3 separate regions of the Mus musculus genome follow, and all the other regions are linked to region 2. A link is a contact called in ENCODE Hi-C or POLR2A ChIA-PET data. All regions are on one chromosome and are shown on one strand. Each heading gives the region's core, a stretch centred on a gene start or an enhancer-like site at or near the end of the contact. The rest is flanking DNA. Distances are from core to core; before and after follow the strand shown.

Region 1 (4,435 bases), core at 1,777-4,276, 40 kb before region 2:
AAACTTGGGGCAGCTCTGCATTTCCCCCCAAGACATTTTCAGGCTGTAGTTCTGGGACTCTAGCTGATGAGGAACATTCCAGAACTACCATCCTCCTGCCATCAAGGGCCGTGAGGGTGACTGAAAGAAAATTGGTTGGCTTGTCTCCCTGGCTCTACCTTGAGGACATGCTTGCTTCTACTTCCCATTCCATTTATTATTGATAGGCTGTTTATTTTCCTCACTTCCATGAGACTTACAATCCGAATGAATCGCTCTGGCTCTTGGCTGGGGGAGGGGAAGCGCTTTCTGCTGTAACTCACTGATCCCTGCATAGGGCACTAAAGGGGATGGGGACTTGAGGGGTGGGAGGAGGTGCCGTCAAGCTGGGACAGGGGTAGGGGCATGCATAGGTTTAGGTCTTACAGTGACTCAGCTGAACACCCCAGGCAGCCAGCTCCAGAAGGCCCATAATTCTCAAGGTCACAGCCCTCCAGAGTTGGCTGGGGATTAAGTCAGTCTCCTGGGAGCCCTTCATGTGCAAGTTCCTTTGTTTAATAGAAGGAGAAAGGCCTGGCGGGTTGCCTTTCCTGCCAGCGGAGGGAGGGCTGGGAATAAGTTCTTTCTTAGTCCCAGTGGGTTAGGGACAACAGAGAAGTAAAGTGCCCTCTAAGGCACCGGAGACATGTCCGTCTGTCAGTCCATGTGTGCCTCTGGGTCTCAGTCTGCCCCCAACTCCACACCAACCCCTTCATAAGCACCCATGAGGAAGAACTGGCCCAGAAGTGCAACCTTGACCCTGGCCTTCTTGGTCCTCCATAGAGAGGCATGGAGTAAACATGGCTGTGCAGTGCTTTCCCACAGGCTATGACACTGTACGTCCTGGGGACTTCCCCATGCTCTGCGGAGATCCCAGGGACTTGGCTGGTTTTTGATGTCAACTTGAGACAGGTAAGACTCATCTGGGAAGAGGGACCCTTAAGTGAGAAAATGCCCTCCCCACCCCCACAACTCCCATTGGTCTGTGGAACCTTTTCTTTTCTTTTTTTTTTTTTTTTTTAAAGATTTATTTATTTATTACATGTAAGTACACTGTAGCTGTCTTCAGAAGAGGGTGTCAGATCTCGTTACAGATGGTTGTGAGCCACCATGTGGTTGCTGGGATTTGAACTCTGGACCTTCGGAAGAGCAGTCGGGTGCTCTTACCCACTGAGCCACCTTTTCTTGATTAATGGGTGATGTGCATAGGCCCATCCCGGGGGATCCTGGACGGTAGAAGAAAAGAAAGAAGGCAAAACGAACCACCAGGAACAAGACAATAGCAGTACTCCTCCGTGGCTTCTGTCTCAGTTTCTGCCTCCAAGTTCCTGCTTTACTCCTGCCTGACTCCATGCAGTGATGGATAGTTACCCGCAAGTATAAGCAGAATCAAACCCTTTCCTCTTCCAGTTTCCTTTGGTCAAGGTGTTTGATCACAGCACTAGAAACCCTAAGACGTTCCTGCTCACTGAGAGCCACAGCTGTGGCTCCTCTCAGTTCCTACTGCTTCTAGGGTCTTGGAGTCCTGAGCTGCTTCTACTCTGGGGCCTGGATGGCAGCAGTGGACCCTCCAGACTTTCTCACACATTACCTGGAGACTGACTTCCTCAAGTTGACGCCAAATGGCCTCTTGGACTGGCCTGGCTGCCAAGTGTGAGCAAGCACAGGGTGTGAGTTTTGCCCTTAGAGACCCAGGTCTGAACTGCACAGCCAGGAGTGGAGGAGGAGAAAGAAGGGCTCTCTCTCTCTCTCTCTCTCTCTCTCTCTCTCTCTCTCTCTCTCTCTTTCCCTCTCTCTCTCTGAAATGCAGTTCCCTGGAGGGAGGCCTCAAGGGTTCCCAGCCCAGCAGGAAGTGAACTGGTCTGGGTCCAGTCCTGAAAGGAGAGAAGGCAGCCCTGAAGGCTTATCAGACCTCAGCCAAGCTAAAGCTTGGCTCCCGGAGGACCTGAGGGAAGCCAGGTTTGGCTTGCCTCAGGCCAGCCCTACCCAAATCCCCGGAGGCAGCAAACCCCCAACACTATCAAAATACAGTCCATAAATAAAGCCTCCTTGGCAGCCAGCTCTGGGCTGGAAATAGAGTCCCCCTGGAGTGACCTTTCCAGACAAATGCTGGAACTGAAGGTCAAAAGAACCTTCTAAAGTGACAGAGGGGCGGCAGGTGCTTGCAGGACATGGAGATGTTTCCCACAAATTCATATGTTAGAACATTTGGACCCCAGCTGGTGGCCCTGTCTTGGGACTTTGTAGAGCCTTTAGGAGGGGCAGGGTGCATACCTGCTTCTCTCTTACTTCCCCATCTGCCATCTGTGAGAAGCTCGCTGTAAGGTCCCACTGCCATGGCTTCCCTGCCTTGAGACTGCGAGGAGACCATGCGCCAAAATAACCCTGTCTTCTTATAAGTCCACCCTCCGCTATTTCGTCATAGAAAAACCTGAGTCCTTAACAGACCCAGCCCTGCTGATGAGGGTTTCAATCAAAGTGTCCAGGCCTTACAGATTTGACCATCCCTGCCCGACACTGGAGACTTCCCTAAATACCTAGTAAAGCAGTGGGTCAGAAGTCAATGCCTCATCTGTCCCCAGCATGGGGACAGGGGGAGATCTGGCTCTGCCCTAAAGAAGCAGAGGCCAAAGGGAACCTGCTTCTGCTCTGTGAGTGTCACAGTCTGAGGAAGGCAGACACAGACTAGATGGATGAAGAGACCTGTAGAGACCAAGGGTGGGAGGCACAGCCTGGAGGAGGCTGTCTGAGGAGGGACCTTACACAAGCAGAGCAAGCACGGGTGGTGAAGGAGTCAAGCTGTGTCGATCTGAGTGAGAGGGCAACCTGGGAGAGGAAGGGCCAGGCTCACAGATGGGACTGGGTAGGGCACAGGGTTTAGGATACCACTGGAGTGCCACCTGTGAGCTGGCAGGCTGATGTGTTCCCCCACCCCTACCTGGCTGACTACTCACTGAATTTGAGATTTACACACCAGAGTAAACTACAGAGCTGCTGTTGGGAGAGGCTGCACTCCTCCTGCCTCATGACCTCACAGCCTCAGAGACTCATAGATAGATGTCTGTAGCTCCCGTACCTCGTGTCCTTATGAGTGTCCCTTGAGCTGTTTGTGAGTATGTGAGTGTGTGAAAGAGAGAGACAGAGGTAGAGACAGAGAAAGGGAGAGGGAGAGAGACAGACAGAGACAGAGAGAAAAGGAGGGAGAGAGGGGGAAGGAAGGCACATAAGTACATGCATGCACACAAACGTGTGCACACACACATGTACACATGTATGAGCACATGCAACAAACCCCAACATAGCCAGCTGAGTGGTCTCCACAACTGGGTGTCCTGACCTCCCAGCACTGTCCTTTTATGACCTGCTTGCTCTCCAGGAGAGATATGGCCTGGAACCTATGCCTCCCCTTGCATACTGTCTTCGGTCCTCTCTGAAGACAGAGCAGATGGCCAGACCTCCTTCTCAGTACTCCAGGTGAGGTTAGCTTGGCTCTAGAGGAACAATGCCATAGCTCTCTCTGGGGAACGTTACTGAGCATTGCGGCCCCTAGAACTGCAGCAGGGAGATGCAGATAGAACAGAATGGGAAAGCAGGTCTCCTCAGGAGGCTGTGGAGGCCTCTGCTTATCCTCCATGGCCTGCACCCTTGTTAGATCTTTATTCACCTACAGCATCAGCCTTGAAAGCCAATGACTTTCCAACAGCCAAGGATGCTTGCCAAGGTTTGCATTGGGCCTGGCCTTTGCAGATATCATTCACATCTTCTCACAGAAGTGGCATGTAGGCAGCGTCACAGACTCCTGCTCCACAGCTGGATAAACGGATGCTAGACAGATATACTACTTTCCCAGGGGTGCAGAATATGGCTGGAAGCTGTGTCCTGCTCTAGTCTACCGTCAGTTGGATACCTATACAAGGCCTGCACAAGATCAAGCCAGCTAAAATTCCATCATGGGCAGGAGAAGCACTCACCAAGTCCCACCCCCAGCTGAGGAACTTTTGACAGTGTCATCCCTAGGCAGGTGGGCCTGGGCAGGTTGTCTGAGAAAGCCAATGGCATAGGCCAGGAAGTGTGTCAGCAAACACCATTCATCTGTAGGTTCTGTGCCAAGCTCCTGCTTCAGTTCCGGCCCAACTTCCCTTAGGAATGAACTGTGACCTGGAAATGTGAGCTTCCAAATAAATCCTTCTCTCCCCTAAGTTGCTTTTGGTCCTGATAATTATCACAGGAGCAGAAGAGCAAACCAGAACACATGTATAAATGTTTCAAACAACAAATAAGGTACATATTAAAAAATTAAGCACACTTTAGCCATTTGTAGTCAAGTGAATGTCAGCCCTTTCTACACAAGAAACAGCTTTTGATGGACGGAAAGATCTCAGCCCTAGAAGCCCATGAACAAAGGGAAGGAGTCTGG
Region 2 (4,768 bases), core at 922-3,421:
CTCTAATCCATCACACAATCCACTGCACCCTGAGCTGCATCCTCCTGCTGCCCTTGAGCATGTCCTGGAGTATTTTGGAGTCTGGAGTTTGCCTTTTCCACAGGAGCTGTTTGCCCTGTGCTGTGACTAGCTGTTGACCTTGCCAGAGAGAAGGTGGCTAAGGCCTCCAGAGGGACATTTGTTCCCCACAGGATAGAATCCTTTGTCCCAGCTTCTGATGGGTGGTAACTTCTGGGAGTCCCATGGCTGAGGGGAAACTTTCTAGTCTGTTAATCATGATGTCCCCGTCTCCTGTCTCAGGATCCAGGCTTTCCCCAAAATGTCCTGGCTTTGGTGTGGTGGCCCACCCATTCTTAGAGAGCTATAACTTCTCTAGAATGTTCTTGTGATTGCAATCTGGGTCTGTTCCTCAGCTTCCTGCATCCCTTTCCTGCCAGAATCCCAGTCTTGCCACATCACTGGCGCCAGGCCTCTCTTCTCAGTGCCCCGCTGACTCGGCACTAGGGACTTTTGTCATTCCCCAAAGCTTTACCCCTAACAGCAGCCACCCAACACACATTCTTGTGCTGTCTGCCTGTACTTTTCAGTGACCCAAAACATGAACCATTGCAGTTCTTTCTGTTGGTGGGTTCTGCAGCTAATTTCTGCACGAAGTTCTAACAGCCTCCATGCTACGTTGGGCCAGGGAATTATCAGTGCTGTTATTTGTCAACTCCAATGAGGTCCTCACTCCTGGCTGGCCAGAGGTGACCCAGTTCCCTGAGAATCTGAACAAATTTCAAGTCAAGTTCTTCTGGGGAGCAGACCTGAGCTGGAGACCATAAAGCACAAAGGACGTGGGAAGGGACTCATAAAATCCCCATTTGTAGGGGAAAAGAAGGACTCAGAATAGGTCAGAAAGGTTCAGGCATTCCTTCCTCACTCTGTGTGTGTGTGTGTGTGTGTGTGTGTGAGAGAGAGAGAGAGAGAGAGAGAGAGAGAGAGAGAGAGAGAGAGAGATGTAGGGTGTCTTCCTCAATCTTGCTCCATCATAGTTTTTGAGACAGGATCCCTCACTGACCCTGGAAGTCACTGATTCAGCTAGGCTGGCTGGCCTGGAGCTCTGGGGAGCCTCCTTCCCCCTCCCCCTCCCAGCATTGGGATGCCGGGTGCACACTACACACCTCGCTTCTCCTTACAGAGTTCTGGGGACTCAGCTCCTCCGTCCTCACGGTCCTGTGGAAGGCACTTTGCTGACAGAGCTGGCTTCACAGCCAAGAGGCTCCGGCGTTTTGAAATACAAAAGTTGGCTTTATCAAGTGCTGTGGGACTTCTGAAGCTGGGGCAGTCTGTCCGGGACGCCCTTCACTGAGTCTGCAGGTGGAACTTTCTATCCACATGTGAGTAGTTATTGAGTGAAGACTGCTTTGAAAAAGGCACCTGACCCGCATTTTAAAGGGTTACTGGTGGGCCCGCCATTTCTCACAAAAGCTTTGATGATTCTATTTTTAGACACATTCTTCTCCTTGAATAGACTGTGAGCTATTTGAGGGCCAAATACGTCACTTATTCATTTTGTAATTGCCCCAAGTTAATACAATACCTGAGGATGACCTTGGTGAACAGAGAGGATGAAGGGAGGGGAGCCAATTTGTCTGAACACAGCTGCCTGGTTCAACTTGGGCTCCCTGGGAAGAGATGCTATGTGGAAACTTCCAGAGGGAACGTTTGCTGCGAGTGTCAGTGTGAATGGGCAGAGGGGAGAGCTGCAGAGAGATACATTCACAGAAGAAGCCTCAATTCATCTGTGGGGAGACGATGACATCCAGAGTGGCCTTGCTTTTTGGCTATGGGACAAGTTTACCACCCTCCTTGTTAAAGTTGCGCTGGCTGCACCCTGATTTTGGGAGAAGACAACTTGGAGTAGAGGAATCAGGCCGTCGAGCAATCAGACTCAACAAGCAAGTGGTGTCCCAGGCATTGAGACAGCATGCACCACACTGCCCAGGGCTAGCAGAGTTTGGAGCTTGGTGCCAAATCTGTATGAGTTCCCTTCCAGGGGCCATGGCAAGAAGCAAAAAGTGTGGGTCAGCTGTTTTCCCTTGGGCTTTGTGTCTTCTTCCTGCAAGCTGTATGGCTTAGCTCAGCGTTACTTCCGTTGAGAGAAAGGCTCCCTGGGGAAATGGAAACACATCTAACCCTTCTGATAAAGCTCTAAGAGCAAAGCAGGAGTCTACCAAAGCTCACCTGGGGAAGCCGATAAGTTTGCTAGACTTACGGAGAGTGGGTGAGGGGTTACCAGCAAAAACACAGCTGAACACCAAAGCAGCAGTGTGTGGAGCCGGAAAGTCCTGCAACCGGGAAAGCCAGTCCACAGCAAGAATGAGGCTGAGATGTGTCCAAATCCCAAAAATTTTTACATGACCTCCACCACCCTTGAGGTAGCCTGGTGGCCAAATTACAGTTTAAACTTCTTCTCTGCCTATAAGGACATATCCTGTTAGCACCTGGATTTCCTCTTCATGCAAATGAAGCATTCCCAGCCAACGGTGTACACTTACCCTGACCCACTCCCCAAGGTGTGCACAACCCTTGTTCACCCTCAATAAAGAGCCATTTCACTGAAAACCATCTCTAGAGAAGGCTTTTTCTGCCATAGTCACACAGACTAAGATCCTGTCTAACCCACTGACCCTACTAAGCTTCATTCCTTCCGGTCCATCCAGGTGTGCAATGGTGCCTGGCTATCCCGAGGGGAAAAGCAGACCCAGGCCAGCAGCAATGTAAAAATCTCTGTCCAGCCTGGATGATGAATTCCCCATTACGACAGGAATGGAGTCGTCTTCCTCTAGCCTTCCCCAGCCTATGAACTCTAGCCCTTCCCTGAGCCCCTGAGGCTGCATGTAGTTAGGACAGAATTACATACAGATGGATGGGGAGAATGGCTAGAAACCTCTGAGGAGGCTCAGTGACCCTCCTTACTCTTCCATGAGGGAACTCATCAACAGTCCATAGGAACTACAGTAGTGGTTCTCAGCACGTGGCGTTTGGCATTGAATGGTCCTTTCACAGGGGTAGCATATCAGATATTCTACATAGCAGATAGTTATACTATTATCCCCAACAATAGCAAAATTATAGCTATGAAGTAGCAATGAAAATAATCTTCTGGCTGGTGGTCATCACCACAAAATGAGGTCACAGCCTTAGGAAGGTTGAGAACCGGCGCCTTCCTGTGACTGACTCTCAAGCAGGCATAGATCTACTAAAGATGGTGGCTGTCTTGGTGGGATTACCACATCCTCTGAAAGCTTTCCAGACTTGCTTCTTCATCCATGACGAAGAGTGTTTCTGCTCAAACACGCAACAAGCTATGGCGCGCTGAGTTAGCATGGTAATAGGATCCAGATGAATAGCCCCCCTGCACTGGGGATTGCCTGGTAGGTCAGCCACAAAATGTGACTTTTTAATCTGCCCAAGGGCCTTCAGATTTCTGTTGGAGACATGCACAATGTCCAGTTATCTCTCCAGAGCACTGAGAAATTGATGGCTGTGTTCTGAGTTCAAGGGGCCCTCTTAAGGATTTTTATTGTTCCTGTTCTGACAGTGGTCAATAAGAAATCCTCCCGGAAGACCAAGCTTCACCCTGGTATCTTCTCACACTCAGTGACATGCTAGGAATGAAAAGCTGTGCCCGTGGGCTGCAAGAGAGCACTCTCAGACGCAGAGCTCTCTGTGCTACCAACCTCCATGTCAGAGCAGGAGGCCTCTTGAAGGAGACAGGCTCTAGGGAGAGGTCAGAATCTCTGGGGCTGGGGACAGAGAGAACAGCAAATGAAATCGAGTCTTGCCAGTCTTATAGGAGCAGGTTGTGGTGAAAGAACACCTGTAAGCCAGACAGTCCAGGAGCCTCATCAGTGATAAGAAGGGAATCTCATTCCTTACACCACAGAGATACCAGTGTGTCTACTCTCAGCTCTGTGCTGGTCTCAATAGCCGAGACCTGGGAACAGCCCGATGCCCATTAGAGAGAATGTAGGATGTGTATAGAGCAGAGTTTTTATTCAACCAACGAGGATACCAAATTTATGTCCTTTGCAGAAAATGGATGGGATTGGAGATTACCAACCATATTAAATGAAATAAGACCAACTCAGGAAGACAAATGACATTTGTGTTTTTGGTTATCCTTTTTATATGTGAAACATCACATACATACACACACACACACACACACACACACACACACACACACACCAGTGTTAGATGAACACTCTTTAAATGGTTAACATATCTTTCTAAAACAGACCTGGAACCTGAGAAAAACTGTCTGGGAAGACTGGGAAATTAAGCCTGGTGCTGTGTTAGGGACTCACGGCCATCTGCAGCCCGAGGGAGGAGGAAGAGCTCAGCCGAAGCAGCCTCTAAGTTCCTGCTGCTGCTACTGCTGCTGCTGCTCCGCACACTGTGACATAAAACTACTCAAAGGCCTCCCTCCCCACTTCCCTTCCATTCCCCTTTCCCCTCCCCGACGTGTGTGTGTGTTTGCATCTCTGTGTCTGTGTGTCTGTCTGAGTGTGTGTGTTTCTGTGTGTCTCTGTGTGTCTGTGTCGCTCTTTGTGTGTGTCTACGTGTATGTCTATCTCTCTGTGTCTGTGTATCCCTCTGTGTATCTGTGTGTCTGTATGTATCTGTGTCTGTGTCTCTGTCAGTGTGTGTTTGCTTGTCTGTATCTGTGTGTATGTGTGTCTATCTCTGTGTATGTGTCTGTATGTCTGTGTGTCCATGT
Region 3 (4,521 bases), core at 984-3,483, 35 kb after region 2:
ATCTGCAGCAGGAGAGCTTAACTTCCCTTTGAAGGATGGAACAAAGCCCAGTGCCTTCCTCTTGTATGCGTCTAGCTACTGTGCCCACCCCACAAGTCTACGACAAGGACCAGTGGTCTGAAGTGTTTGAAAGTGAAATGTCCCCATGTGTTTGAACATTTGGTCTTCACCTGGCGGTGCTGTTTGAGGAACACTGTGGAACCTTCTAGACTTAAAGACTAGCTGGTAGGTATAAGAGCATGGGCATTTGGCTTCTGAGCAATAGCCTGCTCCCACTTCCTGCCTGAGTGCTCCCACTTCCTGCCTGATTAGCTCTTTGCTGCATCCTGACTGCCAGCTGCTCCTTGCTGAATTCTGTTGGATGTTTGGCCACAACCACAAGAAAGCAATGCATGTCAGGCCTACCAGGGAAGCAGAACTTCATACCTAACGGTCCAGGCCTCCTGGGATGCAGGTCTCAGGAGGACGGCTCATACCTCACCCCTTGGCCCTGGCCCAGAGATGGTAGCCCCATCGTGGGCACCACTATGTCACTGCAGGTGCCATTCCCTTTGACAGGCAAGCCTTTCTCGGATGCCCTGGCCCTGTGCCCAGGAGATAAAGATGCAAGCAGGACAGATTCAAGCCACCCTTTCTTCTTAAAATAAGCCATTCATTTTTCAGGGAGTGAGAGCTATTTTTGACTGCATTTGCTCCTTGGCAGCTGTTTCCAAAATGGCTTCGCTGGTCTAAGAATCCATGATTCATCCCTGGGCTGGGCGAGGGCTGGGGACATGGAAATTCCAGAGGGAGTTATAAATGTCACAGCACATGCTGGAGGCTCCCCAGCCCCTCTGGGAAGCCAGAAAAGAGTGTCTGCAAATTCCACAGCCGGTGGGAAACAAGAGCCAGCATTCAGCTGGCGTGGGTCAAGTGCTCTTGCCCTGTCCAGTGTGGGAATCAGACAGCAGCAACCAAAACCCCAGGGTCTTGGGATTGTCCCCAGTCTGCGGGCCACCAGGTCCCTGCAGTTGGTTTCTATCGTGTCCTTGTTTCCACATCTGATTTATTGCTTTCTTTTCTTTTTCTGAGGGAAATATTCTAGAAAACAGTAAAGTCATATTTGATATAAAATATTTCAGTCAGACTATAGAAGAGGAGAATGCAGGCCAGCTGTGTGGTCTTCATGCTCTGAGTCCACCATCAATATAATTTCCCTGACTCTTAGAGAGTCCTCCAGCCTTGGGCACGCTAGGTAATCGCTCCACCACCAACCGACATTCTGCCTCTACCTTCATCACTTTTATCTTTAATTCTGTTCACATGTGTGTGCACATGAGTGTAGTTGCCTATGGAGACCAGAAGAGGGTGTTGGGTTCCCTGGAGCTAGAACTACCGGTTACTGTCTGACCTTCAACACAATTTTCCAGATCCGGCTGTCTGATTCCCACGCTGGGCAAGGCCAGAGAACTTGATCCCTAACCAAAGTCAAGTCTCCTCCGCTATGAAGCTTTCAGACACTCACTTGGGACTTCTCAGAGCGCTTAGCGAGCCCCAAACACAAACTGTGTCCCTGGCAAGAGCCAGATACATGCGTTCTGGAAACGAGAATGAAATTCATAATAAGTCAGGCTCAACAACGAACTCCCTTCATCCTGCCTCTGTTTAGAAGATTTTTTCTCTGTGTGTGTTTTACACAAGCAGCCCCTGCAGGAGTCCGAGATTCCATTAAAGCCAGCGTGTAAAGACTGCTTCTAGGACAGCCTTCCCAGCGCCAGACACTGCGTACTGCGGGTTCCAGATGCTGGTCCCTTCTTAGAAAAGCCTCGTGTCAGAACCCTCAGGAGTGCGGAATTCCCAGCGGAGGAATTCCTGGCTTGTTTTGCTTTGTTTTCTAGTTACTGTTTTAATCCTTTATTATAAAGTTTCTTAGAAAGCGCCAGGGCCTTCCTTTCAGGGAAATGGACGGAGTATAATATCTTTTTAAGGGGAAATTAAGAACTTCCCGTCTAAAATTAGAAGTATTTATCTAGGCCCATGGGTGGGAAATAAATCAAGAAATTGTGAATCTGGTTTGAGGCCCACAGGGCTCTTGAGACATCAACTTGAGACTGGAAGAAAAGAGAGCTCCGGGAAATGAGGCTGTCAGATGCCAGGGATGAAGGGTCAGGTGATAATATAATGAACTCGCACACTGGTCACGAGCCTTCCAAATGAACAGAGCCCGGTGGAAAGTGGGCGGGGTACTGGAGCAGGGCGGGCGCAGGGAGGGACTTGGAGGCTTCAGTTATCCTGAGCAGAAAACAGATTGCTTAGGGGAAAAGAGTGGAGTAGCCTGTTCCCTTGGGTCATTCTGTGGCAATTTAGAGACGACCCCTCCTGCCTCTGTCTCCGGAGCAACTCCCAGTGTCCTGGGAAGTTAAACAGTTAAAAACAGTTATGCTGAGTGATTCACCAGCATGCAGATATGTGTACACGTGTGTACCTATACATCTCTATGCATACACCACAGACGGGGACACTGTGGAAAGTGACTAGAGAGATGATGTGACATGCCACATGCACAGGCTCCTTTATCTCACAGGGACAATCTCCAACTACTAGTGACAGTCTGCAAAGGAAATGGGTTCCAGGCCACAGCTAACGCTAACCTAGCGGGCCCGGAGATCTGAGGTCTGCAGAGGGCAGACTGTGCATGGAAAAGCATTCGTCCTAAATCTGATGCTTTACAATTGCTGTTTAAACTTTTAACAAGGAAGAGACTTACGTTGCATCCAGAGAGGAGAGCCCAGGGACCCTTCCCACCTCCACAGAGTTTGTACATGCTCCTGTGGAGGCTAGGCTGTGCTTTCTTTCCTGGCCTTGGCTCAGGATGCTGAGGAGGACAGAACCAGACAACAGGCCCCTTGTTCTAGGCTGGAGTGGGGAGCAGAAGTGTGGTGGTGTAGGGAGGAATGACCACATCCTAGTGGCCAAAGCAGGGACTGCCATCCCAGGCGAGGGCTAAAAACACTCCAGTGCAGCCATTAGAAGTACAGGCTCCTGAGAATTAGACTTATCACAATAAGAACTCAGTGCACAGGCAAAAATAAGCACAGCCTGTCAGGGCCCTAGCATTTATAGACCCTCGGAAAAGTTCCCAGAATTCCAAACACCACACAATGACAGAAACTATCTGCAGCTGGCAAAACCACAGCTCTGCTAGAGCATGAGGCAAATCATAGTCAGCTGCTGTGGACAGTCCAAAGCAGCCCCACATCCCACACCTGGGATTAAAATGAAAACGCATCCTTACAATATTTGCAATATTTCTGTGTTTTGAAAGAAACCAAAATTCCAGAGTTCTCACTACACTTTGAATGAGTTCTGTGGTCAGATGGCAACCCTATGTTTAGTTCTGTTGGGGAGGAGGTATGTAAGTGTACTGTATGTGCATGTGTGTGGGTGTGAGTGTGTATGTGGGAAGTGCATGTGTGGTACGTGTGTGTGTGGAAAGTGTGTTTGTGGTATATATGTGAGTGTGTATGTGGGAAGTGTATGTGTGGTGTGTGTGTGTGTGGTATATATGTGTGTATGTGTATGTGGGAAGTGTATGTGTGTGTGGCATGTGTGTGTGGTGTAGGTGTGAGTGTGTGAGGTATATGTGTGTGAGTGTGTATGTGAGAAGTGTGTGTATGTGGTATATGTGCATGTGTGTGGTATATGTGTATGTAGCATGTGTGTGTGTGGTATATGTGGTATATGTGATTTATTTTATATGGATTCTATCTTAAAAGATAATCTTCTGAAACAAAAATATAATTCTCAACAGCCCATTTTAAAATTAACCATACATTTGTGTATATACAACCAATAAGAAGAAATCAGCACTGTCACAGTTAGCTAGTGAATGTCAACGTTGTCTACCTAGTGAATGTGAATGTGTTTGGTTATGTTTGGGGAGTGTGATTTTCCTCCTGACACTGGAGATCCTAGTTAATAATTTGGATTTTGTGATAACTCTCACTGTAATTCAGTCTGACAGCAGACATCTCAGCATATAATCTCTGTGTTCTATAATCTGTATGTCTGAGTGAGCAACCCGTAAATACAAAAATAATTTCAAACAACTACCCAATCCAGGGAAATGCATCTGCCCCATGTCCTGCCATATCTGGTGTCTCTTGGGAGTTGTTAGTGTTTTCATATTCCTCTTTGTTCTCCCTCAACTTCATAGCATGAAAATATGTGCTTGCTACAAGCTAATTATCTATGGAGAAAGGCTTGCTGTCACCGGGTTATCAAGCAGCAGAGTAATGGGGCTAGAGAGGTAGCACAGCAGGTAAAATGTTTGTTGCATATAGTGGCTTGAATAGGAATGGTGCCATAGACTCAGGTGTTGAGTGCTTGGCCATAGGGAGTGGCACTATGAGGAGATGTGGCCTTATTGGAGATGTGTGGCCTTACTGGGGGAGGAGTGGCCTTATTGGAGGAGGTGTGGCCTTGTTAGAGAAAGCACATCACAGGAAAGTCAGAGCTTTGAGGTTACATATGCTCAAGCTA

Evidence for each region. Hi-C counts contacts between places; a loop is a spot of excess contacts on that map. ChIA-PET counts read pairs that join two places held with the same protein, here RNA polymerase II (POLR2A).
Region 1: a loop to region 2 is called in a map of heart, with 3 times the contacts of the local background. The contact joins two enhancer-like sites. A Hi-C loop is called at or near these places in 1 of 37 maps with a recorded cell type or tissue (heart). POLR2A ChIA-PET finds 5 or more read pairs at or near these places in 1 of 5 experiments (embryonic stem cell).
Region 3: a map of T-helper 17 cell shows a loop between it and region 2 (2.0-fold over the local background). The contact joins two enhancer-like sites. A Hi-C loop is called at or near these places in 1 of 37 maps with a recorded cell type or tissue (T-helper 17 cell). POLR2A ChIA-PET finds 5 or more read pairs at or near these places in 2 of 5 experiments (both embryonic stem cell).

The regions. Positions count from the first base shown.
Region 1 is chr8:125,366,067-125,370,501 of GRCm38, reverse strand. No RefSeq gene overlaps it. Among named protein-coding and RNA genes, the nearest start is that of Gm30713, 18 kb to the left of the region's middle. Within about 2 kb of position 3,026, at least 1 of the 3 ENCODE cell types and tissues checked has a DNase peak (open chromatin) inside an H3K27ac peak, as active enhancers do; it is heart, where a contact is called at or near this core.
Region 2 is chr8:125,324,519-125,329,286 of GRCm38, reverse strand. No RefSeq gene overlaps it. Among named protein-coding and RNA genes, the nearest start is that of Gm30713, 59 kb to the left of the region's middle. Within about 2 kb of position 2,171, at least 1 of the 3 ENCODE cell types and tissues checked has a DNase peak (open chromatin) inside an H3K27ac peak, as active enhancers do; it is heart, where a contact is called at or near this core.
Region 3 is chr8:125,289,368-125,293,888 of GRCm38, reverse strand. No RefSeq gene overlaps it. Among named protein-coding and RNA genes, the nearest start is that of Gm30713, 94 kb to the left of the region's middle. Within about 2 kb of position 2,233, at least 1 of the 3 ENCODE cell types and tissues checked has a DNase peak (open chromatin) inside an H3K27ac peak, as active enhancers do.